Regions from separate parts of the Mus musculus genome. Here region 2 is linked to region 1. A link is a loop called in an ENCODE intact Hi-C map of the cell type or tissue named here. Cell type or tissue: heart. All regions are shown on one strand. Links, peaks and the distances in the headings refer to the core of each region. The heading gives the core; the rest is flanking DNA. Region 1 holds the start of Cc2d1a (coiled-coil and C2 domain containing 1A). Region 2 holds the start of Rfx1 (regulatory factor X, 1 (influences HLA class II expression)).

Region 1 (16,061 bases), core at 3,794-11,793:
GACTCCCCTTCCCGGGCTGCTGTTCATTCCCATGGCACTTGCTTCTCTTGTGCACCCTGGACTCGCACAGATCCTGACAGACTGTGAGGTGGGCTTCAGCTGGGAGAGGGGCCCCCAATGTGGAGGGTAAGTGTTTCTACAGAAGACCTGTGAGCAGCTGAGAACTTCGAGATTTCTACTCTATGGAGGGCCTGGCAGGAGTGAACAGAATGGAGGAGGGAGGGAGGGGGACAGTCGGAGACAGAACTAGCTCCAAACTACCTCCTGACTAAGAACTTTCCAGTATCCCTGACGCAAACAGTGCTGTCAAGACACACTCCAGTCTGGTTAAGACGTCTACAAAGTTCCTGAGTGCATAGTTATGGCTGCATGAAGAGCCGTAAGCGGGAACAAGATCAGCAAAAGGCCCAGAGGCAGGAGCAGGGGGTGGGGAGCTTGCCCTAGCACAGACCTTACCTGGGGAAACATACTTGTGGTGGGGCCTACCTAGAGGTACAGCCTACCTGGGGGCACTGGCAGCTCCGCCACATCCACAGCTCGGCCTGCCTTGTGGGCACGAATGGCGTCTTGGTATTGCTGCAGGGCACAGAGGTGTTAGGGGACCCTGAGAGAGCTCCTGAGAGCATTCATCTGGACCCCTACACACCTTGACAATTCGTTCATGCATGCGTGCCTTCCGCTGGTCACCCTTGGCCTTGGCCTGGGCTGCAGCCACATGGTACCGCTCCATTCGCTGTTCCAGAGCCTCCAGGAGGTTCCTCGGGGGTTGGGGAACCTCTGGGCCAGAAGAGGTGGGAAACAGGTTAAGGGGTGAGGGAAATGGGAGACTGGCCCAGTCTGCCCACTTCAAAGAACCTCACCAGCCTACCTGGCCTGGTGAGTGTTGAGGCAGAGGTCAAAGGTTGGGCAGCTGGCAAGGGGGGCTCTGGGGACAGCTGGTCTGGAGACGGAATACAACTCAGTGAGGGGCTTGCTTGGTTATCGTAGGCAGTAGGAGTAGAAAGGGCATGGGATAAGGTCCTCACCAGGGGGAGGGGGCAGGCGGGACAGGTCCACCAGTTCCCCACGGCTCAGGGCCTCCAAGACAGGGTCAAAGCTCTGTGAGAAAGAATGAGATGGGTAGAGGGGGCTCCTGGGTCCCCAGGGGGTGTTCTATACTCTGCCCTATGGCAGAGGACTGTCCCCTCCCTGGGGCTACCATACTGGGACACTGCTAGCTGGCAGAGGATGGCAGCTGAAGCTCTAACAGGAACAGCTGATTCTCTAGAGGAGCTAGGACGGGAGCCTGTACTTGGCCTCTGGCTCCCTCTGACAGCTGGCCCTGTCTGTGAGCTGAGACCCACCTTAGCTATTCTCAAGTGTCTGGTGGCTGTAGCAGTGTCATCCTGATGCTTGGCACGAAGGGCAGCCAGTTTGTACTCGTGCTGGAGGCTCTGCAACCGGGCTAGGGGGCTGCAGGGATCTAGAAAGAAGAACACCACACAAGAAGCCTGGGCTAAGCTCACTACACAAACTGTCTATTTGAGTCTCACAATTTGAGTCCATTTTACAGATGGAAAGCTGAGGCTCAAAGGCATGCTCTCTGCCAAGCTCACTCAGCTGTCCAGTAGCATGAGGGACATTTGTTCTGGGCATGGAGGTTTGGGGAAGCTACAATGTCTCCCCCCCCCCCCCACACTGGATTCTTGAAAGCCTAGTGAGGACTTGTTCCCATTTAATCTGTCAGTTTCCATCTTTTTTTTTTTTTTTTTTTTTTTGGTCTTTTCGAGACAGGGTTTCTCTGTAGAGCTCTGGCTGTCCTGGAACTCACTTTGTAGACCAGGCTGGCCTCGAACTCAGAAATCCGCCTGCCTCTGCCTCCCGAGTGCTGGGATTAATACAGATGGTTTTGAACCTGACCTGAGTACTGGACATCAAACCTGTGTCCTCTGAAAGAGCAGCCAGTACTCCTAACCGCTCACCAGCTCTCGGGCGCCATATTTCTTTTTTTGAGAGACATGATTGTAGACCAGGCTGGCCTTGAAACTCAAAGTGTTCTGCCTTCTAAGTACTGAGATTAAAGACATGTGCCTTCATGCCTAACCCTGCTTCTTACTTTGTAATTTACAGCAAAACACATAAAACTTACTTAGCATTGCTTTTCTTTTCTTTTTCTGTCGTTTTATGTTGGGTGGAGACGGTGGGACACATCTTTAACCTTAGTGCTCAGAGGCAAACAGAGGCAGGGAGATCTCTATGAGTGCACAGCCAGACCACAGTGTGGTCTACACAGTGAGATCTAGGACAGCCAGGGCTGCAGAGTGAGACCCTGTCTCAGGAAAGGTTTAAACAATTCTTTTATTAGTACTGTGCATGTGGAGGCCACACGGTGATTCTGTGCAGCTGACTCTCCGTCCACCTTTCCTGGGCCTCAGGGATGATCTGAGGTGTCAGGCTCCTGTGGCTGTGACTTCATCCACTTTGCCTACTTCCTTTTCTCTTTCAGAGGCAGGTCCTCCTGTGGAGCACAGGCTGCCCTCCAGATTATGGTTCTCCTGTATCAGGGCCTCGAGAGCTGGACTGATGTGTGCGGGCCGGCGCCTGATTTGCTGGAACCACGGTTTCGTGTGTGTGTGTGTGTGTGTGTGTGTGTGTTGTTAGAGGTGTGGATGTGTGCACCTGAAGAGGCCAGAGGCCAGCATCAAGTGTCTGCCTCAGCTGCTTTTTTTTGAACTTGGAGTTCAGTTATACTCCACTGTGCCAGTTTTTTACATAAGTGCTGGGATCTGAACTCATATCCTCTCGCTTATGGAGCAGGAACTTTCCTGCTGAGCCACGTCCCTAGCTGTTAACTACTTTTTCTTTCTCTTTTTCTCTTTTGAGACGAGGTTGGTTGTCCTGGAACTCACTCTGTAGACCAGGCTGTCTCAGACTCTATGATCTATCTGCCTGTGTCTGCCTCCCGAGTATTGTTAAGTGTGTCACTCCTCCTGGCTCTATTAACCACCTACGTGCACAGTTCAGCGGCATTATACACGTCCTCTCTCACCATTTGTAACTTATTTCCCCAGATTAAAACACCACCTCTATTGAAGGCTCACCTCCCATCACCGGCCCAGCAGGCCACCAGCCAGTCTGCTTCCTGTCCTCACGGATCTGACAGCCCGGGGACCCTCCTAAGACTCGAGTTAGTGTCTCTATCTTTTATAGCTTCTTCACTGAACATCATGTCCTCATAAAAACAAGAAGCAAAACCAGCCGGGCATGGGGGTGCACGCCTTTAATCCCAGCACTCAAGAGGCAGAGGCAGGTGGAGCTCTGTGAGTTTGAGGCCAGCCTGGTCTACAGAGTAAGTTCCAGGACAATCTGGGCTACACAGAGAAACCTTGTCTCACAAAACAAAAACAAACCAAAAACCGCATCATGTTCTTGTGGTTCTTATGTTAGAGCACATGCTAAAAAAGAAATTAATTCCTTTTTATGGCTAAATAGTATTCCGTTGCATGTACAGCCCACATTTTAAGGTCTCTGAAGAGACCCTGTATCACCCTGGCCCTTCCTACCATTTACCTGGGGGTAGCTGGGGCTTAGCAGAGGTGGGTGTAGTGGTAGATGGGGCCTCCAAGGTGCCGCTGGACTCTGGGGCTGGCGGGCTTACAGAAGCCAACTGGGAAGTAGCTTGGGTGTGGCTGTGCCCAGCTGCTGCTCCCTTCCCCGATGCCACAGGTGGTGGAATGTCTGCTTCATTGATGATGTTGCCCTTCTTTGCAGAGACCAGCAGGTTTTCCAGCGTCTGAAACAGGATGTGGCATGAGTCTGAGATCAAGGGTGCTGTGCTCAGTGCTCCCGGGTCCAGGCAGGACCCTAGCACCCTGCCCTTTTCCTGCTCACCTTGAGCCCCCGGTCATAGCGTCGCATCTTGGCACTGTCCCCAGCTTGCCTGGCACTCTCCAGTGCAGACTGGTAGAGGGTTAGCCTCTCCTGCAGCGTGGCCTCTACTCCTGGATTGGGGCCTGAAGGCTTCGGCTACAGGGTTGGGGGTACAATCTGGGTGTTGACCCCACTTAGGCCACCCTAGCCAACCCTTCAGAGCATGAACATGTATTTCCCTTGAACCAATCTTTGCTACCCCAAATGACAGAGCCATCACAGTCCAGAGGTAACGTGTCATGTGTAGAACGGGGGAAAGGTGGGCTTTGAACTCTGGTTGTGTGTATACGAGTGACTTATGGGAGGTATACCTGGGCCACAGGCATCAGGGGCTCCACAGCCTTCTGTTCTTCTCCAAGGACCTCATTTAGCTCTGCCTGCAGGGATACATGACCAGGGTAGGAAGTCGAGGCTGCTGGACAGGGCAGTGGGATGACACAGCCTGTCCTGCCCTGTGCTCACCAGCAGGTCCTCATCAGCCTCCACATCATCCTCGTCTGTCCCCTCCTCGTCCTCATCCAGGTCTCTCATGCAGAGCCGGGCCATCTTCTCAATGGCTTCCATTGGCAGGGGACCTGGAGGCAGAAAGAAGCCCTAGCTAGAGCAGGATCATCCCGGAGCTCTACCCACCCATCTGCATATTCGGGGCCCCAGAGAAGAGCACAGTGAGCAAGAGAGCAGATCCCGCCGGGCAGTGGTGGCGCACGCCTTTAATCCCAGCACTCGAGAGGCAGAGGCAGGCAGATCTCTGAGTTTGAGGCCAGCCTGGTCTAAAATGTGAGTTCCAGGACAGCCAGGGCTACACAGAGAAACCCTGTCTTGAAAAACAACAACCAAAAAAAGGAGAGCACATCCCCTTCCCTGAGCACTGTGGCACCCACTGTCCTGAAGCCCTTTTAGCCTGATGCCATCTTCCATCCACCATCTGCCAACCCCCTCCAAACACTCATTTCTTCCTTATCTCAGCTACGCTGCCAGACACCCCGAGTTGGAACCTCAGCTCTGCAACATTCTCACTGTATGACCTTGAGCAAGTTACTTCAGCTCCTTGGCTTCAGGATAGGGGTAACTTAACAGTGCCTCCCAGGCAGACTGTGGGGACTAAAAGTGAATTAAATTCTTGGAGCAGCAAAGCATGCAGCTGTCCCTGCCTCGTCCACAGATAACAGCACCTTCCTCCTCAGGCTTGCGCCCCATCGCCTTCTTTGCATCCTCACTCTTGTGCCTGGGGCTATAACCAAGTAAAATCAAGGCTATGGTAAAGCTTCATCAGATAAGCTAGACAACCTCAGTAAGTAGCAGGACTCCAGTGTGCAGACACAGCATGGAGACACTGGCCAGGAAGATGACTCATGCTGTAGAGGGTAGGAGATGTTATCCTGGCACTCAGAACATTGTGCAATTTGGCTTATCGATGATTCTGGAAGTTCACCATTTAATTACCCCCACCATGGATGTGGGTAGATGAAAACAAAATAAAAGCATGAAGCAAGAGGGGGCGGTATCCATGGCATCTTGTTGGCACAGTGCATGTCTTTAAGGAAATGGTATCCTGTAAAGTTCTACAAGGGCTGAATTGTCGCCGGACCGTGGTGGCACATGCCTTTAATCCCAGCACTTGGGAAGCAGAGGCAGGCGAATTTCTGAGTTCAAAGCCAGCCTGGTCTACAGAGTGAGTTCCAGGACAGCCAGGGCTACACAGAGAAACCCTATCTTGAAAAACAAACGAAAACAAACAAACAAAAAATAAATATAGGGTTGAATTGTCAAATAATGGGAACTACAACTAAGGCTGTGTTTCTCATTTACTTAGGATTTGTACGTGTGCACATGCATGGATGCACATTCGTGTGCTACAGCACATGTGTAGAGGTCAGAGGACATCTTTCAAGGGTCAGTTCTCTCCTTCCACCACGCAGGTCTCATGGACTGAACCTCAGGGATCAAACCCGGAGTTGTCAGGCTCGGGACAAGCTTCCTTGCCCACTGAGCCATCTTGCTGGTCCTCTGGTCAGGGTTTTATTAACTAATAACCTACAACCTTGCCTTCTGTGTGCTTCCATCTTAAGATTTACTGTGTTTATGAACTGTATGCACAATGAACTGGTGACCAAGGGACCTGTGGCTCCCACCTGCGTGCCACCAACTAACACACATGCTACTTTCCAAAGGCACACACTTACCATCTATGCATTGAAACACCAATCAATACTTTGCTTAGAGCCACTGTGAATAGTGAAACCACGCACATAAACTGAAAACTATGAGGAGCTGGGAAGATGGCTTTATAGTTAAGACTACATCCTGCTCCTGCAGAGGACCTGAGCTTGGGTCTCAGCACTCACATGGGGTGGCTCACAACTACTTGTAACTTCAGCTCTGGGGAATCTGACATAGTTTGCTGGCTTCCATGTGTGTCTGCACACATGTCTCTCTTTCTCTCTCACACACACACACACCAAATTCTCAACAAAGAAGAAAAACATGGCAGGAAACAGATTGGAAAAGACCCAGTTCCACCCACAGCTGACCCTGACAGGATCACCCAGAACCTAGACTCTAGGAAGGTAGGGCTCCTGTTTTCCTGCCCCATGTCCATCCCAGTGCCTAGCTCCAAGTACTGCCCACAGCAGAAGTCCCAAAGAATATGTTGAGCATCTTTCTTACCTTGGCCTTTCAGTTTCTCTAGGGCCTGGGGCTGACCCCCCACCAAAGCCAGGAATTCAGCCTCCAGCTCCTCCTCATTAATCCCATCCTCGGGGATCATCAGGCCGTCTGGGGAGAAGTCAACCAGCAGACCAAGCTACGGGAGCAACCGGGCTCCAGTTAGACCTTCCATAGACCGCTCAGGCCCAGAGACCCGTCGGGATGCTGGAACCAAATCTCTACGAGGAAGCCATTTCTTGGAGAGACCAGGAGGCTGAGGAAGACACCCTCATACAATAACGTTCTTTATGCACATGGCTCCCCAGCAGCAGAGAACGCACCAGTGTGGGACTGGAAGGTGCACTCATCATTAAAGTGCTAACCCTAACCCTAGTATGTGCAAAGCTGGGTTCCATCCCAGCATGGCAAGGAGAAAAATAAATAAATAAAAGCCACGATGACTATGACAACAGTGGGGGCAAAGTTGAAGAACTGGGTCTTTTTTATAGACCTGCCCTTCTGCTTTGGCTAGTGACCAACAAAATATGATGAGTTACATGAAATTACCCTTTCTATAGGTCCAAATTGGCCAAATCTTAGCAGTTATGCATGGCTTCACCTATTGAGTGAAGCCATTAGTCACAGAGAGCCCAAGAATCCAGCGGCCACACTCCCTCTGTTCTAGCATTTTTCCATAAATAGTCTCAGTAAGTCTTTATAACTGCCCTTTAAGGACTCTTCTAGGCTTCCATTCCACAGGTGGAAAAACTGAGGCTCCAAACTACAAATACATTCAGTCAAATGTACCTAGGTCAGGGGGAACCTGAGCACAGAGCCCTGGGATCCCTGGTTCAAAGATGGGACAAATCAAACTCCCACAGGCCCTGAATCTGGGAGTATGGCTCTGGGCCACAGTCTTGTAGGTTTTCCTGTACACCTCTGGACTGACATTTCTGTCTGGCCAGGTGCTTCATCCTTGTGACCTTGACTAGATAGATCTCTGCGCCTCCCTTATCCTTAGTGTCCTCATCTGTACAATGGGTGTAGAGTGTGGCCTGACCCAGTTAATGCAAAGGCCTGAAAAGCCGGTCTGATTGCTTTCCCTTCCCGGTTGGAAGTGCTGCAGCAACAGGTGTTCCCTGAATCTGGGGTGTGAAGCTAGAAGCTGGATGGCCCAACCCAGTAGGCCATACACCTCACCTCGGGGGCGGGGCGGAGACCAGGGTTCACCTGGTGGCGAGGATCAGGCTTTTCTGGGGGTGGGGCACTCCCCGCGAGTGTGAGGAAGGGTGGAGAGAGACTCTGAGGAAGGGTGGGCAGGTACCCCTCGGTGGGTAGAGGGGCACACACTCACCTGGCGGGCAGTGACAGCACCTCGGCCCGGGGGTGCCTGGGGTCCATTCCTCTTGTGCATCTTCCAGGCTCGAAGCCCGGACTACCAGCCCCTGCACCTTTGCCTTGCCTTGCCTCTTCACCGAAGTCGAGTCTCAGAGCTCGCGCTGTTCCTGAGCCCTGAGTCCCTCCTCCGCGCCCGGCCCCCCGGGATTCTCGAGTTTGGGCCGCCCAGCTTCCGCCTTGGCCTTCAGGAGCGCGGCGGCTGGATTCGTGGGCTCTCTAGTTAAACTACAATTCCCGGCAGTCAGAGCGTGGAGGCGCATGCGCCTAGCATAAAGTAGGGCAGAGAGAAGGCGGAGCATGCGTAAGGTGTGTAGTCGGTACTACGCGTGCGTGGGGCGTGGCCTCACGGGCGGGAAAAAGAGAGAGAGCTGCAGGTGTGAGGGCGCGGCAGTGTGACGTCTGTGGCTCCACACCGCCGCACATCGTTCTGTTAGGCTTTGTGGTGGAGTGGGTGCGGGTGTGGGTGTGGGTGTGGATGCTCCTGCTCTCCCGTCTGTGGCGCAGGTCTTCAGGAGCCGAGTCCACAGTGTCAGGCCTCAGGCCTTCCTGTCTCCCACCGCCAGTTTGCCACGCGGTCCCCGTGACTGCCTATGTGGGTATTTTCTCAGAACGTTACGCCAGTGACCTAGGCGACCTATTCCCCATCAGATCCAGGTTGACCTCGTCCCGACTAAGGACAGAGCAACTTCCATTACTGCTGTGGCCCAGGTTGGTTCTGGCTTGCCATGGGTCCCACAGTCTGAAGACATTGGCCGGAAGCCACTCCTGACGCGGGGTAGCCCTCCTAAAGTCTTGTGTGACTTTGGTGGGTCTCCAGAGACCTCTCTGAAGCTTCCAAGTACCCCATGTCCCAGATAATTAAGCTTTGGGTGTGGGTGGGGGAGAAACGTAGTTGTCTCCAACCCAGAGACTCCAGCAGATACCGTGAAGAGGACGAGATCGTTCCTTCACACAGGGAAAGGGTGTGAATGGCTACCTGGCCATGGTCCAAGGTGGCTATGACCTGTCGCCCCACCCAGTGTCCTGCTGAAGACCAGCTGACTCCCCTCATCAGGCTGCCAGATGGGCCCAGTGGAGGAGGGAGACAGGGTACAGATGGGGACATACAGTGCTGGCAACAGCTGGAGAGTTTGTTTGTTGTTTTCAGATTTCTCAGGGAAAGATAAAATGAATAAGAAGAAACAGCGGAACTCAGGTATTTGGTTTATTCAAATTGGCTTTTTATTTTATTTTTATTTTTAATTTATTTCCAGGCAGAGTTTATGTATATCCCTGGCTGTCTGTCCTAGAACTAACTCTGTAGATCAGGCCTCAAACTCAGAGACAAACCTGCCTCTGCTTCCAGAGTGCTGGGATTAAAAGTATGATTCACCACAACCTGGCCTCAAATCGGCTTTTAAAATATTTATTTGAGGTACTAGGAATGGAACATGGAGCTTCCTGCATGATAAAACACTCTACCATGAAACTACATCTCAGACCCAAGGTGACCTTTTTAAACTTTTTATGATGTTTTTGAGATGGAGGAGGGGATTCTTGCCATGTGGGCCGACTAGTTTTATGTCAGTTTGACCCAAGTCATTTGGGAAAAGGGACTCTCAATTGGGAAAATGCCTCCAAAAGATTTGCCTGTAGCCAAGAGTGTAGTGTGTTTTCTTGATTAATGATTGATGTAGGTGGGTCCAGCTCGTGGGTGTGCTGCCTGGAGGCAGGTAGTCCTAAATTACATAAGAAAGCAGTTAGCTGTGAGCAAAAGCCCGTAAACAGCATTCCTTCATATCCTTTGTGAGTTCCTGAGGTTCCTCTCCTGACTTTCTCTGGTGATGGACTATGATATAAAAGTGTAAGTGGAATAAACCCTTTCTCCCTTGACTTGCTTTTGTTCATAGTTTTATGGTTTTTATAGTTTTTATTCCAACAATAGAAATCCTAACTAAGACATCATGTAGCCCAGGCTGGCTTTGAGCTTATGATCTTCCTGTCTCAGCTTTCCAAGTGTTGGGATGATAGGCCTGCGGCACCAAGCCCAGGTGTTCTGATGCTTTGTAAATGGAATCTCAGTATGGGGCTGCAGAGGTGACTCAGTAAAGTGCTTTCCAAATAAGCATGAGGACTTGACCCCAGTGGCCAGAACTGTGTTTAAAAAGCCAGGCATGGTTGGCCCTTGTTTGTAATCCCAATGACTTGCAGGTGAACAAGTACAGCCTACTTGGCAAGTTCCAGGTCAGTGAGAGACCCCCATAAAACAAGGACGGGGCTGGGGAGATGGCTGGGTGAGTTTGGTGCTTGCTGTGTGAAAAAGAGAACTCAAGTTTGGACTCCTAACACATAAAAGCTGGGTATGGTGGTGCATGTCTGTGCCCCAGCACTAGAGATGGGAAGTGGAGACAGCTAGTCTAAACACAACAGGAACCTCCAGGTTCAGTGAGAGATCGTCTCTCAAAGACAAATAAAATTGTTTTAGAAGATACAGATGAAGAAAGATGCCTAATATTGACCTCTGACTCCACATGTTCACCTATGCTCAGGCAAGAGCACTGGCATACACATGCAGGTGAACACACACACACACACACACACACACACACACACACACTCCCCAAGGTGGAAGGCTCCTGAAGAAGGACACCAGGCATCGTGTTCTGGCCTGTACACATGTACTCCCTCCCATACGCTCTCTTGCTCAGACTGACCCTGCATTCTTCTTGGGCTCGGGTGACTCTCCTACCTTAGCTGTCTAAGTAGCTGAGACCACAATACCACCACCAAACCCGTCTCCATAGCACTTCTTTCCCCACCCCCTTACCCCTCCATAGCACTTCTTAATAGCTGCTTCTCATCAGAGCACTAATATGACAGCCTTAAGCACCTTCAAAGATAGTGAAACTTTAGTACAGGCTAGTAAGAATAATAGAAATTATGGAGAAGGCTTATCATTTAAAAAAAAAAAAAAAAGAACTTTCTAGTGTTTCCCCGAGCCTCTGATCCCAAGGCTAGGAGACCAAGAAGTTTTCCCCACTTTAGGTTTCAGGCAGAAATGATTCCTGCAGAAGGCTAATGCCAGATCATCTGGTATGTTACTATTTCTGATCTAGATCCAAAAATGTGATTAGTTGGTCTCTGTTCACTGTAATTGTGGATAAGTCTGTACCTCAGTTCCCAGTTAAGTAAGTGAGTGATAGCGAATGCACCTAGCTTGGTTTATTTTATGTTCTGCAGTGCTGGGGAGAAGCCAGGGCCTCATGCTCTGAGACAAGTGCTCTACCACTCTGATTTACCCCTAGCAGAAAGCCAGATAAAGGTACCCCTTGGTCTGTCTTCTGACTGACCCCGGTATGTTCATGGGTGCCACTGTAGCTCCCTGCCCATGTGAACTATGACTGACAGAGTGTCTCCAAGGGTAGCCCTCTCACGACCTGTTGACCTTGCCCTACCTAAATAAAAAAAAAAAAAAAAATCCACTACTGTCTGTGGGACCCATCTGCCCAAAGTGCCACCACACAACCACTATGTCACTCCATCTGTGTCCTTATCATGTGGAAGGGGATGCTCCTGGTTCCTTATATCCTAAGCTACTTATCACATGTGCGTATATCTGGATAAAATTTGTGTACCCAAGATTTTGTTTGGTGATGATATTGTATGTGGTTATGGGAGAAAGATGCATTTTTTCCCCCATAAAACTAAAAACTTGGAGTCTGCCATTTCTTGGTTTTCCCATTGCCAGCCCCTCCCCGACCAGGTCCCTGAACTTACACACCATCTCTGTTCCTGTCCCTGCATTCTGAGATTAGGGAGCCCAGGCTCTTTCTCTTTTCCCCCCTCCCATGAGAGGTCACCATTTCTCACACCAGCTGTTTTAGCAAAGGTCCAGTGGGACCTTGATGCCCGGACGTGGGGATTTTGAGAGGGCATACCCTTTCTTGTGTCTTCTATTAGAGTGAGTAGTCAGTCACATATTCTATTTTATTTTGGTTTTTTGAGACAGGGTTTCTCTGTGTAGCCCTGGCTGTCCTGGAACTCACTCTGTAGACCAGGCTGGCCTCGAACTCAGAAATCCGCCTGCCTCTGTCTCCCAAGTGCTGGGATTAAAGGCGTGCGCCACCACGCCCGGCTGTTTTTGTTTTTGTTTTTTGTTTTTTTTTTGGCTACATATTTTTAAAAAGTAAATGAATTCACCATAACTAAGTGCCATAACATGACAGAATATAAAATGTTAACATTTTAAGTCAAACAATAAAATAAAAGTCATTTTATAAGGAGTGAGGGATTGCTCAGTTAATAAAATAACCTTGTGACCATGAAGACATGAGTTCATTCCCCACAGCTCATGTAAAAGCTAGGTGTGGTGACACATGCTTGTAATCTCAGCATTGTGGTGGAGTGGCAGAGACCGGTAGACCCTTGGAACTTGATGGTCAGCCAGCCTAGCTTACTTGACAAGCTCTAGGTGAGTGGAGAAAGAATCTGTCTTAGTTACTGTTCTATCGCTGTGAGGAGTCACCATGACCAAAGCAACTTAGGAAGCATGTAACTGGGGGCTTGCTTACAGTTTCAAAGAGTGAGTCCATGGCCCTCACGGTGGGGAGCACAGCAACAGTCAGGCATCGTGGCATAGAAGCAGTTGCTGAGAGCTTACATCTTATCCATAGGCAGCAGGCCCAGGGCAGGTGGCAGGAAAGAGGGGAAGGGGAGGAGAGAGACAGACAGACAGACAGACAGACAGACAGAGTCACCAGAGACTAGGCCTGACTGTGGGCTTCTGAAACCTCCAAAAAGGATACACCTCCTAATCCTTCTCCAAACAGTTCTGTCAATAGGGACCAAGCATTCAAATAGATGAGCCAACGGCAGTTATTCTCATTCAAACCACCACAACATTTTTTTTTAAAAAACTTAAATTGTGATAATTCAATGGGTCAAAGTGCCCCAGGACCCACATGGTAAAACAACAGAACTGACTCTCACATATGCCTCCCTGATATACATATAAATAAATGTAATTTTTTTGAGACAGGGTTTCTCTGTGTAGCCTTAGCTATCCTGGAACTCACTCTGTAAATCAAGCTGGCCTCAAACTCACAAAGATCTGCCAGCTTCTGCCTCCTGAGTGCTCGGATTAAAGGCGTGCACCACCACCCAGCATAAAATAAAATGACTACATTTATTTACTAATTAAGCTTTTTGTTTCTTAAGTGCCAGGGATGGGCCCAGGCCTGGGACATGCAAGCAAGCCACCTTAGTATCTTGGCTCCTGTTTGCCTGGGAGGGGGAATCTAGCTAGCTCCTTTGTGGGTGATGGTCGTAGATATTTTTATTTTCATATTGGGGAAGGCTATGAGGGAAGATGCTGTGACTAGTAAGTAGCAGCCAGGGCCACCGCTCCAAATGTACAGTTCCCAAGACAGCCCTTATAACACAGTGTCCCAGCCCAGTGTTCCCGTGAGAATAGCTGTGCATGAGAATTCTGACTGGACAGTCCAGCAGCACTCACTTGTTTGTAGTGCTGGGGGCATGGCTCAGCTGCAGAATGCTCAAGCACCTTGTTCTTTTAGACTTAAAAAACTGTCCTGTCAGTTATGCTGGCAGCACTTGGGAGTCTGAGCAATTTGAGGCTAGCCTAGATCACATAGTTGAAAAAAGCCAAACTTCATTTTGAAGTAATTTGGGGGTTACTCATAAGTCTCAGAAATAGTTTGAGGAATCCTATCTTCTCTTCTCTAGCTTCCCCAGTGTTAATATCTAATGGAATATAAGGGCAGTGGTAAAACTATTAAGGACAGGAAACCAACTTTATTACTACTACTTTAATCCTCTGCTGTGTACAGCTGGTCTCACTCAGGACTCCTACTCTTAACAGGATCCACAATGCTTTCTGGAGTGTTTGCATAGCAAGTACCAGTAGACTCAATCCCTGGATGACTAAGAGTACTGAGCAGGATATAAATGATATGTAAATCGCTATATTACTTAGGGAGGTGGTCAGGAAATGTCTCTACATGGTTAATATAGGTGCATTTTTTTCTCTCCATCTGTGTGGTTGGTTAAACCTGTAAATGAGGAACCTATAGCTACAGAAAACTTTTCACACTCAAATCCTAGAAAGGTTCTCCTGTTTGTTCTCTCTCTCTCTCTCACTCACTCACACACACATACACACACACACACACACACAGAGAGAGAGAGAGAGAGAGGTGTGTGTGTGTGTGTGTGTATGTGTGTGTGAGTGAGTGAGAGAGAGAGAGAGAGAGAGAGAGGTGGATGTCTTAGTGGGTATGCATTGAGGCCAGATGGTGGCATCAGATGTTTTTCTCCATAGCTCTCCACGTTACTTTTGAGACAGGGTCTTTCACTGAACCTGAAGTTCCTCAATTCAGTACAGCTGTTTTCATCTCCATTCCACCTCTGAAAACTGGGGTTATAGACATATAAATGATACATGATTAGCTTGGCTTTTACTGGGGATCCAAACTCAAGTCCTTATATTTGCATGACAGCCACTTTTCAGACAGCCATCTCCCTAACCCCTGTGTTTTACTGAATACAACCACCTCATAGTACACATGCTGACTTACCAATTCTGGTTTGTTGTTGTTTGGTTGGTTTTTAATACTGTTTCACTGTGTAGCCCTGGCTATCCTGGAACTTGCACTGTAGACCAGGCTGGCTTAGAACTCACAGAGATCTGCCTGCCTCTGCCTCCTGAGTACTGGGATCAAAGGCCTGCACCACCACCACCCAGTTTCAGTTCTGTTTTTTAGTTCCCAGTATATCACAGAGGGCTTTGCCTGCTGACAATGTAAAACTTCTTCCTTGAGAACCCCGGAGTGTAGCTGAGTGGTGAAACATTTGTCTGGTATATGTAAGAAAGGCCCTGGTATCAAGTAATTTAAAAAACAAAACAAAATAAAACTTTTTCTCCACTTGAAAATAATAGTAAACCCAGCTCAGTTGGTAGAATACTTGTGTAACATATGTGGAGCTCTGTGTTCTATCTCCAGTACCACATAAACCAGGAGGGGTAGTGGACAGCTGTAATCTCCGCACTGGGGACCTGGAGGCAGAAGGGTCAGAAGTTCAAGATCACCCTCAGCTACATAGTGAGTTTCTGGCCAGTTTAGCTACATAAGTGCCTGTCATTGCCACACTCCCCCAAAAGAAAAACAACAACAACAACAAAAAACTTCCCAGGTAAAAACCAAAAACTTAAAGCATGCACACACCAAAAGAGGAGAAAAAAATCCCTTGGAATTGGAATTATAGGCAGCTGTCATGGGTGCTGGAAACCCAACCCAGGCCCCTCCTGGAAAAGAGCAGGAATGCTCTAGCTCCTCACCCTATGCTTTTGTGGGTTGTTTGGTTTGTCTGGATGATGATGATGATGACGATGACGATGACGATGACGATGACGATGTGGTCCAGTCTAGAAGAGGATTTGTGTTACATGAGGTACTGCAGCTTCCCGGTTACTAAGGCTTAAAAACACTGTCTTTCCTTGGGGATGGCTGAACTATTTATTTATTTATTTCTGAGACAAGCTCTTACTGTGTAGCTTGCTGGTGCTCAATATGCAGATTGTGCTGGCCTTGCCTACCTCTGGTGGCATTAAAGGTATATCATCAACATTGGTCATGAGGGAGGATGTCACCACCCCGGACATGAGAATTGTACTCATTCTTTTTTTTTCTTTTTTTTTTTTTGAGACAGGGTTTCTCTGTGTAGCCAAATTGTACTCATTCTTCCCTCAGTGAGACAAAAGTGATCAACAGCTCATACTTGTTTTGTGTAGAGTGCCCATGCCACTTGGAGGCACAGGGATTTCTCTGACTTCGAGGAGAAAACCGAAAACAGCTGGGACCATAGCATGAGGACCATGGCAGGTTACCTCTCTTGGCTTTGGACTGCACATCCCTAGAGACCTTTTTCTGTGTTCCCCTATATGGGGTAGACAAGTAGGAAGAAGGTTCTGGCATGTGGTGAAAACAGGCCCTTTGCGTCCTGCATCTCCAGTTTTTAGTGTGGAACATGAGGTTCTACCTCATTCGATTTGAGTCAGTCCTGTGGAAGACTGATCGTACAAAGCACTGTTCACAGCTGTTGATGCTTTG
Region 2 (16,061 bases), core at 5,674-13,673, 81 kb before region 1:
TCTACCTCTTAGCCATGATCCCAGGAGCTCTACCAGTGAGCCAACTCATCCCCAGCCCCAATTATTGTTTGATCCTGAAGTCTGTGATGTTCGTTTTAGGAACCAGCCTGTATCTCAGTCTTGCGCCTCATTATATAATTAACAAAAATGCTCTGCCTTCTGTGATGAATTATCACCCAGAAAGACTGTCTGGTTTACATCCCCTACTTCGGCCTCACGTAGCCCAGGCTGGCCTCAGATTCATTATACAGCCAAAGATGGTCTTAAACTCCGAATCTTCCTTTCTCCACCTCGACAGTGCTGGAATTCAGGACTCTTCATTAGACCTGATTTTTGAGATGCTGGCACTAGAACATTTGGCGTCGTGTAAGACCAGCACCATACACCTTAGCCACACCTCTAGCCCAGTCTTTGTGAACCCCAGTGTACCAAGAGCCAGCCAACTTCCTGACTCATCTGCACATGGGGAGATGGGTTTTGATTTCCTTTCTAGACCAAGTGTAAAAGCACACATGTCTGTCACAGAGTAGTCTAGAAGCCTAAGGCAAAATTGTGAGTTCCAGCCTGGCCTAGGGCTGTATAACAGGGAACATCAATGTCAATCGGTTTCTTTGTCTCAATTTCAGTGGCGTCCAGCTGCCTCTTTATAAACCGCAGGGAACACAGTTGCATCTTGTTAAGGTCTACAGGCTTTTCCTGTCCAGGAGGCTCAGTCACATGCTACTTTGTAGCTTGCACCAGGAGCTCGGGATTCTGCCTAGTGGTCTTCATGTTTCCTCTTTAAAAACATTCACATGGGGCTGAGGAGTTGGCTCAGTGGGTGAGGGGGCTCTCTGCCAAGCCTGACTCCCTGAATTCAATTCCCTGGACCCATATGGTGGAAGAAGAAAACTGATTCCTACAAATTGATCTCTGATCTCCACACATGTGCTGAAGCATGTTTGAACCCACTCTCCAAGATAAAGGAATGTTTGTTACATTTATTATTTGTGTATGTGTATTTATGGGCACACACCTGCCACAGGGATTGAATTTAGGGTGACAAGCTTGGCAGCAACTTTAACCCATTGCTTCCGCTCCTGCTGCTGCCACCGCCTCCTCTTTCTCCTCCTCCTCCTCCTCCTCCTCCTCCTCCTCCTCCTCCTCTTCTTCTCCCTCTTCTTCTCCTGTTTTACTTTTTACTATTTGTGAATTTCACATCATATACCCCAAACCCACTCAACTCCCCACCCTTTCATAACTGCCCTCTTCTCTTGCAATTCCCCAGAAGAAAACAAAAATTACAAAAATAAATTTTAAGATATAAAACAAAACAAAAATCTTGTCATGGAAGCTGTAGTATCCCAGTGCGTCCCACAGTGTCCTCCTCTGTCCACACATTTTGAAAATGTTCATTGTGATGAGTCACTGGTCTGGATGTTTAGCCTGACTCTCTTGGGTGTTGTTGCTGCCCTGTGTCTTGGAGATCCTGCAGCTTTGGATCTTCAGGACTGGCCCTTTCACATGCTCTAGTAGTTCATGGATGAGGTAGATGTTGGGGTGGGCCAACTCAAAACCCTGGATCTGGGCCTGGGAGGTAGCTGAGTTGGTCAGCCCACCAGCTCTTCCACACCAATACCAATAGGATGAGCTCCTCAGCACTGTGCCTCACCCACTGTCTTAGCCAGCAAGGTGTGGGCTGGCTTTCTGGCTCTTGTGACCTCACCATGAGGGTCAGTTTTACTGTGCTGCCCAGGCACAGTGCAGGGCCAGCTCTCCTGAGTGCCCCGGCCAGTGAGAGGCAGAGCCAGCTCTGCACAACCCTTGGATATTAACAAAGTCCCATTTGGAAATCCAGATCAGGGATATCTGCATGGCCATTAGTGGTGACATAGGCCATTGACATCAGCACAGACTCCTACCACCACATAGCTATAGACCCAGACATGGCCTTCAGTGGCAGCCCAAGCCTAGACTTCACCATGGCCTCAAGTGGCAGTGCAGGCTACTCACATCAGGCTGTTCCTCTCCAGTTTTGCCCCTCTTCACAGTGCTTAAACCATTTTGCTCTTTCCCATCTCTCCACCACATATTTGCATATCACAGTGGCTCCCGCTTCAGGTGGTACACAAGGCAGTGGACAGGCTTCCATTGTATCATCCTGGTGGCTTCTCTCTCTCTTCCTCCTCCTCCTCCCCCTCCTCCTCCTCTTCCTCCTCTTCTTCTCTCTCTTTCTTTCTTTCTTTCTTTCTTTCTTTCTTTCTTTCTTCTTTCTTTCTTTCTTTCTTTCTTTCTTTCTTTCTTTCTTTCTTTCTTTCTTTCTTTCTGAAAGAGTCTATTTAGAACCAGTACATGCCTTTAGTCCTAGGAGGCAAAGGCAGCTGGATTTCTGAGTTCAAGGCCAGCCTGGTCTACAGAAATAGTTTTCCAGGACAGCCAAGGCTACAAATTCAGAGAGATCTGCCCGACTCATCCTCCTGAGTGTTAAGATTAACATGTGCCCCACAGCCAGCCTTTTGTTCTGTGTCTTTTTATTTATTGACCCAAGAACATCTTACTCTAAAAGTGAGCTCACTCTTTTTTTTTTTTTAAAGATTTATTTATTTATTTATTACATGTAAGTACACTGTAGCTGTCTTCAGACCCTCCAGAAGAGGGAGTCAGATCTCATTACGGATGGTTGTGAGCCACCATGTGGTTGCTGGGATTTGAACTTCGGACCTTCAGAAGAGCAGTCGGGTGCTCTTACCCACTGAGCCATCTCACCAGCCCAAAAGTGAGCTCACTCTTAAATGTTGTGTGTAGTGTTTATGTATGTGTGGGTGCGAGTGACTACCATGTGCATATAATAGAAGGCCTGAAGAGGGTGCTGGATCCTCTGGAGCTGGAGTCACAGGTCACCATGGGTCTTTTTGCTAGAGCAAGTAAGTGCTCTTAACTACTAAGCCATTTCTCTCCTACCCAATGATTATACTGCCAGCTGTCTGTGGGTTTTGTTGCTGTTTGTTTTTAAAGACTTACTTCTATTATTGTTAATCATGCATATGGTTGTGTGCTCATGAGTGCAGGTGCCCACAGAGTCCAGGAGAGGGCATCTGATCCCTAGAGCTGGCTTCACAGGTGGTGTGTGTAGGTCCTGGGAACTAAACCCTGGCCTTCCAGAGGAGCAAGACATGCTCTTTACCGATGAGCTATCTCTCTATTCCTGTTTGGATTATTTTCTTTCTGTGCTGAACCTAGGATGCTATATACGCTAGGTAAGTGCATACCACTCAGCTGTACTTCCAACCATTATTTCATCTTTCTAGTCTCTCAGGAATGGGTGACTAGAATGGGCGAACCTAAATTGTTCCCAGCCTCCTGCCTTATGAAACACCCTTTCTGATGACTGGAGAGATGGCTTAGCAGTTAAGAGCACTTAGTGGCTCACAGTTGTCTATAACTCCATTTCTAGGAGATCTGTTAGTCTCTCTTGGCCTCTACAGGCAGGAAGCATAAACATGATACGTAGACATACATACAAAAAACTCAATCTTGGTCTGGCAAGATGGCTCAGTGGTTAAGAGCACCGACTGCTCTTCTGAAGGTCCTGAGTTCAAATCCCAGCAACCACATGGTGGCTCACAACCATCCATAATGAGATCTGATGCCCTCTTCTGGAATATCTGGACAGCTACAGTGTACTTACATACAATAAATAAATAAATAAATAAATAAATAAATAAATAAATAAATAAATAAATAAATAAATAAATCTAAAAATATATATATAAAAACAAATCTTTTTTAAAAATTCAAAGCATCTTTAATTGGCACAAAACTTCGTGTGTGTAAACACTGGAGTAGGACTATCCTTGTCCTAATTCTCCCAAGAAGAAAGTTCTAGCTTACACAGTAAAAGCATAGAGTGAAGGTGCCCTGCACCAGGCTTTGGTTCTATCCCTAGCAAGCATGTGAATGCAGCACTTGAGAGGCTGAGGCTATTGGACTGAGAGTGTCACTTTAGCAAAGCTACAAAGAAAGCCAAGGCCAGAGGAGAGAGGAGCTTATCTGTCTTGGCCAGGGCACCCAAGCTCAACCTTCCAGTTGTTCTATCTTCTTTGGGCAGTGGCTTTACACTGGTTATAATCTTCCCATCTCAGGTATTGAGCAAAGATGTCTATGGGAATCTTTGCCTGTCACAACTGAGGTGGGCTGGAGGTAGGCAGGGCTCCACATATGTGTATCAGGATAGCACCCCGCCTTGAAAAAGGGTTTCCCATGAAACATCAGCAATGCTGTTAGCTGTTCGAGGAGTTCCCACTTGAGTGAAGATTAAAATTTTGTCTACTATATCACCCAACACTCTGGGTTTATTTGTTGCTGCCGTTTCTCCTCTTTTCTTCTTTATGTTTCCATGTGTGAGTTCATGCATGTGTGTATTGTGTGACACCATTTCTTTGGGGATAACAAGAAATATATACTCCCTCCAGATAAGGAACAGGTGACAGACCAAAATAAGGATGCCACCAACATCCAACTTTGTAAATCGAGTTTTATTGGGGTTACTCAAAGGAGTAAGGTTACTCACAGAAGCAGAAATAACTCAAGAGACAGTTGCATCATGAAATGCCCACCCCAGCCGAGCAGTGGTGGCACACGCCTTTAATCTCAGTACTTGGGAGGCAGAGGCAGGCAGATTTCTGAGTTTGAGGCCAGCCTAGTCTACAGAGTGAGTTCCATGACAGCCAGGGCTACAGAGTAACCCTGTCTCAAAAAAAAAAAAAAAAAAAAAAGAAAAGAAAAGAAAAGAAAAGAAAAGAAAAGAAAAGAAAAGAAAAGAAAAGAAAAGAAAAGAAAAGAAAAGAAAAGAAAAGAAATGTCCACCCCAGCATGAATTACAGATCACAACACTGGGAACTTGAAGCATTCTGTAGTCTGTAGGAAGTGCAGCAGGTGGGAGAGCATCGTTTCCAGGCACCTGGGCTTCTCTCTGCTTCTTTCAGGTGGCTTAGTTTTTTTTTTGTTGTTGTTTGTTTTTCTTAAGACAGGGCTTCTCTGCAGGGCAGTGGTGGCGCACACCTTTAATCCCAGCACTTGGGAGGCAGAGGCAGACAGAATTCTGAGTTCAAGTCCAGCCTGGTCTACAGACTGAGTTCCAGGACATCCAGGGCTACACAGAGAAACCCTGTCTCCAAAAACCCAACCCTCCCCCCCCCCCCCCAAAAAAAAAAAAGACAGGGCTTCTCTATATAGCCCTGGCTGTCCTGGAGCTCACTATGTAGACTAGGCTGGCCTGGAACCCAGAGATCCTCTTGCCTCTGAATCCCAAGTGCAGGGATTAAAGGTATGCGTCACCATGCCTAGCTCATGGTCTTTAATTTCCTAGTTTTGTGTGTGCCTGGGTGCATGTATATGCACTGTGTGGGTTGCAGGAGCTCCTGGAATTCAGAAGAGGCCATGAGAAGCCCTGGAACTGGAGTTACAGGTGTTCGGTAAGCTGCCATGTAGGTGCTAGGTACCAAAACCATGTCTTTTGTAAGAGCAGAAAATGCTCTTAACTGCTGAGCATCTTCCTAGCCCCTCCTTTAGTCTGAGATTATCTCTTAGCTGTCCTTACTACTTATATAAGTTTGGGGAAGGAAGAACCTAGAGAATCTGATCAGTTTCAGGGACTTCCTGAAGCCCTTGAGTTGCTTACTTTCACAAAGATGAAATAAATGTTTTACTTTCTCTTAAAACAGTTTCTTTTCTTTCATTTAAAAAAACCTTTCATTGTTACACATTTTTAGAGTCAGCCTGATGGTTACTCTTGGTTGCCAACTTGGCTACATCTTTAATCGACTAAAACCCAAGTGACTGAGTACACCTGTGAGGAACTTTTTTTTTTCCTAATTAAATCACTTTAAGTGACTTCCCACTTTAAAAAACAAAAACAAAACAGACAAACAAACCCCAAGGTGTCTCTATTTGCTCTGGCTTTCCCAGAACTCTTTTTATAGACTAGGCCTATCTCTGGCTTCGAGTGCTCATTAAAGGTGTGCAGCATCACACCTGGCTGGGAAGATCACTTTTAATCCAATACTCTGAGGTATAAATATAAATCCAGATTTTTTGAGGTCAAAAGATCGACCTTTCATCTGGGCCACAGCTGTTGGGGTTTGGTTCTATTGCTTTGCTTTAGTTCTTATTTCGGCTCCCAAAAAGCTGAGCTTCCAGGCCTGAGGGTCTCTGCCCCCAGCTGGCTTCTAATGATAATAAAGAATTGTCATACAGCCAATGGCTGGGCAGAAAGATGGAGGCATGACTTTTAGAGGGGCCAGGAGAGAGAGCAGAGAATAGCAGAAAAGATAAAACTTAAAGGTTGACAGCATGTAAGAATCCAGGAAAGTGGCCCTAGAGGCCACTTCCCAGTTGGGTCTGGACTAGCAGAGATGAAATATAGACTTTAAAAGATATTAACTCAGGAATACTGGAGGGGGGTTGTTTTGTTAGCTATGGGGAGGATTAGAAATGCCCAGCCATTGGCCAGTCAAGGCATATATCAAAATTAGCCTGTGTGTCTATGACTTTCATTCTCTAATCCAGAGGGCCCTGACTGGTGGCTGGAAGAGCAACCCACTAGGAGCCAAAGTGGTTTAACTAATTCACCACTGCACACAGCTTCTGATGGCTGCTTATATAAAGGATGTAGAAGAAGGAAGCTCTCATTCTTCACCTGCTTGCTCTTGTTCACTGTCAAATCCATTCCTTCACTGGCATTAGAGCCTACTTCTTCAGGAATCTAATGTTTACTGAAGACCAACTGAGACCAACAACTACTGGATTCTTAGACCTTTTTTGTTTTGTTTTGTTTTGTCTTGTTTTTTGAGAGTGTTTCTCTGTATAGCCCTGGCTGTCCTGGAACTCACTTTGTAGACCAGGCTGTCCTCGAACTCAGAAATCTGCCTGCCTCTGCCTCCCGAGTGCTGGGATTAAAAAAGGTGTGTGCCACCATACCTGGCCTCTTAGACCTTTCATTGGCTGACAAACATTGTTGGTCTAGTTGGACCACAGCCTGTAAGGCATTCTAAGAAATCCCATTATATATATATATATTCTCTAGATAACCCAAATATAGACAGGGTCTCACTATCCTGGAACTCCTCATGTAGATCAGGCTGGCCTTGAATTGAAAATATAAGAGATCTGCCTGTCTCTCTGCTTCTTGAGTGCTGGGATTAAAGGTATGTACCACCATGTCAGGCTAGAACACTTTATTGATTAATCTCTCTTTTAACATCCATCCTGTGCTTTAAAAAAACTTTCTTCCAAGATGCAAGGTTGTAATCTGCTACCCAACAGCGTTCAGGCGCAGGAGTATGTGTGTGTTCAAATGGAGGGCAGAGGGCACCACTGGCTGTCAGTCCCCACGCATGCTTCTCAGTGGCATGGAGCTCAATGACTCGGTGAGCTGGCCATCAAGCCTTAAGAACCCTCCGCTCTTCACTTTTCCGGGACTGACATCACATTCAGATCCGCTTATTCACAAGGCAAGGGATTTATCCACTGAGACTTCCCTCACATCCCTTTTTTTCATGTTGGAGATAAATCCAGGCCTTGAGCATGCCAGGCAAGCTCTCTACCACCGAGTCAAGCTCCAGACCAATGCCTTCTTGTCACTCTCTAATTTGTGTCCCCACCCCCTCCACTTCCTGTGAACTGGTGCACCAGCTGTGTGGGCGAGAGGCTCGAACCAGGCCCATGTTCTGGCCGGGTGTGTCACCAGAAAACCACTATGAACTTCCTTTTTCAGTTGAAGAAATTCTTTCTGGCCTCGATTCTGCCTGTTTCAGAGTTCAGGGTCTTCTGGGAGCTGGGGAATGATGGGAAGTACAACCAAGTCTTCTAGGTCCCTTCGCACAAGCATTCTTCCTGTAATCTGGAAACTCAAGTCTTCACAGAAGTGGCAGTGGGGTACGAGTGAAGCTCCCCTGCCAGCTGAGGTGTGCTTCTGTGCCCTCTGGCCTGGATGTCTTTCAGTGCTTGTGGGTTCTTGGGACTGGGAACAGCTGTGTTTCCTTCTGCTGAAGCTCACACTTGTGACATGGGAAGCCTGACCAGGGACACAGCTGGGTGCTGCATCTCCAGGTGCAGGTGGGGCAACCCTATTCCTTGGAGCCACCATGTATGTGTTCACCTGTCACCAGGGAGAATGCTTTAGTTGCTTGGGATGTTGCATCTCTGTAGAATTGCCCGGTAACCAGGTGCATCCACCAGATGTGGGCATCCTCTTTTATTTTTGCAATTCCCTGTCTCATCTTGTTTTGTGGTATGGAGATGGAACTTCTGGTCTCAATTATGCCTTCTACATGTCCAACCCCTCAGTGGGGTATTCTGAGACTATCCTACAGCTGGGCCACAGATAGAGCCTGTATGGTAGACTTCAGGCAGGTGTTCTGTTGGTGAGCTACATATGTTCTCACTTTTTTTTTAAACTTTTAAAAGCATGTTAAGAACAATTACATTTTTTTTTACGTGTACTGGTATTTTGCCTGCATGTATATCTGTGCAACATGTCTGTGTCTGGTGTCCTCAGAAGCCAGAAGAGGGTGTCAGATTCCCTGAAACTGGAGTTACAGGTGGTTGTGAGCCCAAATTGCCTTGTAGATTCTGGAAACTAGTGATCTTAACTATTTGAGATTATTCTCGACCCCTTCCTCTTACTTTTATGTTAACAACAGCTCTCACATAGGCTGGCCTCAAATGTTCCATCTTCCTGCCTTGGACTGCAGAGTGGTCCAGGCCTTCCTTCTACTAGGTTTTGTGGTGCATGCCCCACGCCCCACATTTTGAGGGGCTCTCCTCAGAAAATAATGGTCACAGAAGCCTCTTTCTCCCTTCTCTCTTTTCCAGTTAGAGCAACTACAGGGCCTGTCTAAAGCATGACTCTGTTTATTGAGGTTCTGACATTATAGGTAAGACAAAGGTAGACACTTGTCTGTTTCTACATGTATAATTCTGGACTTTGCATATGAGAAGTATGGGGATTGGGCTCAGAAAGGTGGAGTCACTTTGTCCATATAACACAGCAGAGCTGGAATGAAGGCTCCAAGCTTTGAGCCTTTCTCCATCCCCAACTCTATAGGTTTTGGGGTGGCAAAACTTAAGGTGTGGTGGTACACCCCTGTAATCTCTAGTGCTAGGAGGTGGTCACCATCAACTTCAGAGGTGGTTTGGAGCCAGCCCTGCCTCTAAAACTTTGTCTCAAAAAAACCCAAAAAACAAAACCAAAAAAAAAAAAAACCCAAAAAACAAAAAACATCGTTTTGAGCTGGGACTTGCTCTATAGCTCAGTTCTAAGCAATCTATCTGCCTCAGCCTGCAAAGCAGCTGTGTCTACATGGCCACTCTACCCATCTTGGACATTTTTGTACATTTTTTAAGTAGACAATAGGCTATTAATCAATTGGTAAAGCGAAAGTGGTTACTATAAAGGAACTAATTAACATATTCATCATCTCTCTCACAGTTATTTATATTCCCTAGTGGAAAAAGCAGTTAGAATCTCATTTAGAAAAGAATCCTGACTCAATAAACAAAAATATTTGAACACAGAGCCACTTTCCCCTAACCTAGGTGCCAGCAGAATGACTGCATTTGTTTGACATTTGGTTCTCCGTGCGTCTTCTTTTTCCCATTAATTGATATTTTAAAAAACTGCTTTAGAATATTATCTTGATGATTAATTTCTGAGCTCGAAGCACTCACTCCCTTCGGAGCTATTTCTGTTTCACCTTCTCCGGCTGCAACTGACCTATCTCTTGGGGAAACTGAGGCCCGGAGCGGCGGGGAGCACTGGGGATAAACGCCGCTGACCTTTGCTTATCGTCTTCTCATTAAATGTCTGCTGGCCAGAGACCTTTTCACTGCCTGAGTGGCCGAGATAGCGGCGCGGCCAGGCTGTGACCTTTCCGGGGCTCCGACTAGAATCGTACCAGCCGATTTCTCTCAACCCTCTTGGACCAAGAGAACGCGCCTGTGAAGTCAACGAATTCCGAGTTCGGCCTCCGCCGCTGACGTCACAGAAGGGCAGCACAGAGTCGCTGCGTTCCTTGGGGGACATGAGCGCCAGAGGCAAGAGAGTGGCCCAGCAAGGAGGAAGTCTTGAGGTTTTCATCGGTACGTAGGACCGAACTACAACTCCCGACGCCCCGTGGACCTGTGCAAGAGAGCGCGACAAACTTTTGGACGAGATTGATCTCTCGTTAGTCCAACCAGAGAGCCGACTTTGGAGCGGCATCCCACCCCCTTGTAATTCTCAGGGCTGCTTCCTCGCGCGAGTGACGGGCTTCGCTTGCCTTTTAGGGTTTAGCTTTCTCTGACGGACGTCCGAACTGAGGAATCGGAGCTCGGTGAAGTCGAGAGGGTACTGAAAAGCGTGGATGGTAGCCAATAGCATGCTGGAAGCGCCCAGCGCCGTCCAATCGCTGCCCTGGAGGTCCGCCCTGGCGTGTGACGTAGTAGGGTGGGTAGCAACAGTTGCCCCGGTGAGGGAAACGGAGGCGCCATAGCCACGGTAGTCGTGGCGACCAAGCAACCCAGCAACGCCAGTCAACAACAACAACTGCGGCCGCCCCCCACCCCCACGCCCCCGGCCCGGCCTGGGGACCCCGGCGCGCTCGGTCCCCTCTGCACAGCGCCCACGCACCTCCTCAAAGCCTTCCGCGGACACAAGTGCGGAGAAGCCGAGGTAACCGGGGCAGCGCCCGGCAAGCTGGGCGCGCCGGGGCGGGCGGCCGGGCCCGCGCAGCGCCTGTCGCTTGAGTACAGTCCTGAGGGAAGGGGCGGGCGGTCAAAATGGCGGCGGCGAGTGTCGGGACTGTGGGGGAGGGGGCCGGGGTTCGGCCGGGGCGACACCACCCGCCCCCGGACCCGCAGCCCGGCCCCCGCGAGGGGCGGGTGCTCGCAGGCCGCGGGCGAGTGGAGGTCGGGCGGCTGGGGCGGGGGGCGCTTTTATGTGTCGGGAGGTGCGGGGAGGCGGGTCTGCGGAGGCTGGACCAATGACAGCGCGCGGAGGCGGGGCGAGACTGGGAGGTGGGCGGGGCCTGGCGTTTCTCCGCCCTCAGAGTCGGGTGCGGCCGCCGACACTGGGACTGTCCGGGTGTTCCGGATGAGGAGCAGCAGCTTGGGGTGCATACCTGCCTGAGAATTAGAACCCGGATGTGCAACTATTCCATCTCGGACCTTTGTTTTTCTTTCTATAAAATGGGAAGAATTGTGGCCATCTCCTTCTGTATAGTTAACTCTAAAATTCCTCCAAAGAATTTCCCTAGGGTTCACCCTTGAATCTTACACCACACCGGTCTACTGTTTATCAATGAGACTTGATAACTTGTTTGTGTTGATTGCAAAGTGACCCTCACTCTTAAACCCCAGAGGATGTGAAGAGATGGCCAAGTTTCAATAAGATTGGCTTTAATTTGGGGGATTTAGTTGTCAGAAGTTGAATCTCCTCCTGGAGAGATGTGATCTTTGGCCAGAGATGTAGAGGATCCCAAATTGTTCTCTGGTGTGCTGTCTCATCCCTAGGTTGGTGCCGGTATCGGGCACTTGTTTCTGGTGATTGGGGGTTTCTCCGTAGCTATTAAGGTGGTCACCTGTGGAAACAGCAAGCCAGTGGAGCTGTCTTAGATTCCTCAAGCCACATCTCTTGGCCAGTCAGTCAGTCAGGCCAGTATCAAGAGGGTCACATGTCATAAGGTGGTACAGGTCCCACGCGCCAGGAGCCGGTATAGCATCAGAGGCAAGGAGAGACATTTGTTAGTGCAGGACCTTCGTGTGTTGTGTGTGTGTGTGTGTGTGTGTGTGTGTGTGTGTGTGTGTGTAGGGGGTGTGTAGGGGGTGTCCCAGAACTCCATCAGCCATGGCAGTTCTTATTGGCTGCATGGGCAGCCAGGTCGTTGCACTTGGCACTGGCATACACTGCAGCCCTCTTAAGGGGGTCGACTTTTCCATTGGAAATTAAGCAAGGAAACAAGGACTCCCAGTTGTAGGGACTTTTCCTACACCCGTCAAAGGGTCTTCAAGTTCAAGGCTATGAGGATTAACTTTGAGGAAGATGCTGGCTGGAGTTAGCTAGGTTGCTTTTTAAAAAAAGCCTTCACCTCCTATCAGGGAAGGCCGACCTTGGAGCAGAAAGTGATGGCATTGATTCTGTGACTGCTTTGGCCTCGTCCTTTCCAGTAATTGTCACAGTTGAAGGGCTCAGAAGGGTCATTTGGCTGGGGAAGATTGGCACTGCCTGAGCTTTTTATAATTCTACCTGTGTGTTCTTGAGTGAATCCAGTCACTGGGGGAGGGGGGGTGTCCATATGCTCTCATCTAGAGACACAAATCGTTTTAACTTCACGTTACTGTGTGTATCTCCCAAAATATGTCACATACTAAACATCAAATACACAGTGGTGTTCAAGTGATGTCAGCTGCCGTTAAGATGACGGTCACTTCCTGTCCAGTCGTCGGAATTAGCTGTTGGTGTTGTTTTATCATTTTGTCAGAGAGAGACGCCTGTTGCTGTGAGCTGACAGGAGGAAGCTCTAGTAAGGAGTTCAGCTCTCTTGTTTTCCGGGAATTGAACCTAAGACGCCCCCAGACTAAGCACAGGCTCTGCTCTGAGCTATTCACCCAGCCCTCAGTATACCTTTTACATGTAAAGCATCTACATTTATTTCCTTATTTCATGTGTCTGTGTCTACATGAGCACACGTGGGTCGCACAGCATTCTTGTGGAGCGGGGGACAGCTAGTGGGGGTCGGCTCTGTCCTTCCAGCATTCAGTCCATGGGTCTGAACGTGTTTACTTAGTAGCAGGTACCTTTTCCATGCTAAGTTACCTTAGTGGCCCCTTTACTTTTTATTTTGAGACATGGCCCTGCTAAGTTGTCCAGGGAGGCCTTAAACTTGTGAGCTTCTTTGGATTCCTAAGTAGCTAGGATGACAGGTCTGTGTCACCAAGCCAGACATAGAGTTGTACTTTCTGTGGAGAAGTGTTGCCCGATCTGCTTGCCCCTGAGTGACCTTTGTTCCTGGGAGTAGCCAGAAAGAAAAGTGCTGTCTGGGAAGAGGTCTTGACTCAGCTGCCAGCTCTGTAGGTCTGAGGCAGAGCTATGGAGAAGGTGGGAAGGGGAATTCTGGAACCAGGACTCACCTTCTTCCTTGACAGCCCTGAACTAGAGAGGGTCTCTTATGTGTGGGTCCTGTTGTGCAGGGATGACAGTGCCCCAGGGTCAGCCAGCACCTGGCTGCAGCCTCCTCTGGAGTCTCAGTCGTCAGAGCATTCCCACTGGGCTTCCTTCCATAGTCGCTAGTACTGTCTTCATTCAGCTGCATACCTATGCCCAGTGCACAGAGAGAGCTGAGTGCCCGGGGGCTTGGGTTCAATGGAGAACACTTGTCTAGTGTGTGTAAGACCCAGCGTGCCATTCCTACCACTGCCAAAAAGGAAGGGGTGGTGGTGAACTTTCAGTGTATGCCCTTCATCCTAGGAGCCGTCATCCTAGGAGCTGGGAATAAAGGGTGCCTCTCTGGAGCTTGCCTTTCTAGTTCAGCAGGGAAGAGAAACTGTTAAGGAATAAAGGCAGGGCTACACAGTGGCAAGAACATTAAAGAGTGGCTTCAGAATGCATGGGGGAGGGGCACATGGTGACCAGGGGAAGTGGCCTGAATGTTAAGGAGCTAGGCTGGGCACAGGGTTAGAAGAAAATGCTAGGCAGTAGGGAAAAGAAGGTGCACAGGCCCCAAGACAGGAGGGAATAGAGTCTTATTAGACTGAGAGCCAGAGTGGCTAAAACATTGAGAGCCAGAGACCCATGGGGTCTGGAGGGACAGTCCTGAAGGCCCCACAGTCATGAGAAGGATTGTGAGTGTTGTATGTTCTCTGATGAGACGTGACACAGTCCAGGTGCTCAAGAGATCCTGCAGGCTCTGGACGTATCCCTGAGGACAGAGGCCATGGGAAGATGGAGAAGCAAGGATGCCTAAAGGAGAAGTAGCCAGCCCAGAATAGGCATGAGAACGACTGAGAAATGAGTCAGTAGAGGCCAAGGGCAGGGCGCACTAGTCCACTGGACTCCCCACTTCCCTTCAGACCCATTACCAAAACTGTCCTACAGATGCCCTGGGTACCTTTTCTCTCCCTCTCCTGTAACACCTGAATCTCACATCTGTGGCATGTCTGCCAGCTGCAGCCTGCTGCCTATGTCTTGTGATAGGATACAACCTCACCTGACTAGGCCGGGCTGGTCTGTACTGCCCTGCACTTCCAGCCATGCTGTCTGTGTATGAAAGGGAGCTAGGCATGACTTTGACAGTTGGGATGATTGGAAAAGATCAAAAGAACATTTTATAACATGAATATTTTATAAATGCCATGTCCTGTGAACAGTCATAGCATTGAAATCTGTATGGAGTTGGTTTTCTTGCCCCAAGTCTGCAACACCTGCTCAACTGTTGCTCTGTCACTGCGTTGGCAGAGTCAGCTGGGAGCCAACAGATACAGTCTGTCCACAGAAGCAAACATAGTTACACTCAGCTCTGGGAATAGGTTCAAGCATTCATGGGAAACTAGCAGTTGGCTTCACAGACCTTGGTGTGTTAGCGGTTGGTTCAGCAGCTCCTTGACAGAGCACCCAGGCAGGTTCCAATTTTCTTGTACTGCCTTCCATGAACCAAGGGTCTTATGCTCAAGTGCATGGAAGCATTCATGCCCCATCTACATGTATGATTCATCCCCCCACCCCCACCCCGAGAGCCTCAGCTTAACCTGGCTCGTGTAGGAGGGATGGCTGAGAAGGTACCCAGGAACCCTTTCCTGCCTGAGAGCCATCTAGCCCTGAGGTAGCCTGGGCTAGGTTAGGTAGTCTTGGACTTCTGGGAGGGTACTGTGAGGGACTAGCTAAAATATATTTGGGGACACTACAAATGCTGAGCTCTGTTAAGACATCTCCCCAGGGGCTGCCTATGCAGGGCATGTGTAGTTGTGAATGGATGGTAATAACACCTCTCAATGTCCAAGCTACTCACTGACTGCTACGGTGATCATAGTGGATTTTTACAGTGGCCCTGTTAGCCCAGGTCACAGATGGGTAAACTGAGGCACAGAAGTCAGTCAATGCATAATGTTTACACAAAGGTTCACGTGGGGCACATAGTGATGGCTACAAACCCTGAGCCACATTGGCTCGGATGCAACCCCTTAACATTGCCAGAAGCTGGGGTCAGTGGAAGATGTGCTGCCCTCTGTGAGGTGGCCTATGGCCTCTTCCTTCTCTGATGGGTAAACTTCCCTTGATGCTCAAGTTCTTGGCAGGGTTGGATGGGGTGGCATTGAGGCTGGCTGCTACTCTGTGTGCTACTTGGGCTCTGTAGTCTCAGTGTCTGTCTGTCTGTCTGTCTGTCTTACACACACACACACACACACACACACACACACACACACACTTACTTCCATGGGAGCACTTTTGTCTCTAGGGTCTATGTTACAGACATTCCTCAGTGCCCAGCCTTTCCTTCCTCTTTCTCTCCCTTCCTTTTTTGGGGGGGTGGGGGGAGTGGGAGTGCTGTTAAGGGAGTATCCCAGGCCTGGTGCATGCTGGGCCAGCAGCTCCACAGATCTGCATGGGAGGCTGCCATCAGCCATCCCACAGGGAGGGAGTGGAGGAGCTCCCCCAAAGCCACTCAGCTGGGCCGGTCAAGTTCAGGCTGTGCATTGGCCCTGTGCAGGGCTTGTTTCTCAATTGCCTCCCAAGTCTACCATCTAAGGGTGGAGCCTAGGTTCCTGGAGAGGCAGGCACTGGGAGGCAGGGGGTGTGTTGAGGCCTTGCTGTCAGCGAGTCCCTCTTGGGTTCTTGTGCCAACTCCCTGGCTCTGGTGGGAAGGGCAGGGAAGGTTCTGTCTACTGTGAGAAGCAATTAGGTCTAGGCCTCACTGGTGTGGTGAGAACTCAGGGTCAGCCACGAGTCTTGGGGCTGAGTAAAGTTAGTGATGGATAGGACACCAGGGTGAAGAGCTAAGTTCTCGGTGGGTACCGAGGCTGGGGTGCCAGGTGGGTGCCACAGTGTCTGC

What was found. Hi-C counts contacts between places; a loop is a spot of excess contacts. Peaks named below come from ENCODE experiments on the same cell type or tissue, not always from the same donor. Only the 100,000 strongest peaks of a DNase experiment are listed, where the experiment ranks them.
Region 2: a loop joins it to region 1, with 2.0 times the contacts of the local background. A loop is called at or near these places in 4 of 42 quality-filtered maps.

What each region holds. Positions count from the first base shown.
Region 1 is chr8:84,139,738-84,155,798 of GRCm38, forward strand. Cc2d1a (coiled-coil and C2 domain containing 1A) reads right to left here and starts at 8,180. Exons shown (of 29, transcript NM_145970.2): 1 at 7,910-8,180; 2 at 6,577-6,712; 3 at 4,372-4,484; 4 at 4,221-4,286; 5 at 3,871-4,005; 6 at 3,550-3,772; 7 at 1,344-1,462; 8 at 1,026-1,098; 9 at 869-940; 10 at 647-777; 11 at 504-576. The coding sequence starts at 7,969. It overlaps 4930432K21Rik (RIKEN cDNA 4930432K21 gene), which reads left to right and starts at 8,301. Exons shown (of 9, transcript NM_029045.2): 1 at 8,301-8,661; 2 at 9,101-9,148. The coding sequence starts at 9,121. It also overlaps a transcript of Podnl1 not described here. In heart, for the core only: no CTCF peak of the experiment used is centred there; DNase peaks (open chromatin) are centred at 6,782 and 8,214; H3K4me3 peaks cover 1,709 bases; H3K27ac peaks cover 1,447 bases.
Region 2 is chr8:84,056,359-84,072,419 of GRCm38, forward strand. Rfx1 (regulatory factor X, 1 (influences HLA class II expression)) reads left to right here and starts at 10,478. Exons shown (of 21, transcript NM_009055.4): 1 at 10,478-10,690. In heart, for the core only: no CTCF peak of the experiment used is centred there; DNase peaks (open chromatin) are centred at 7,663, 8,061, 10,343, 10,993 and 1 weaker place; H3K4me3 peaks cover 2,920 bases; H3K27ac peaks cover 2,947 bases.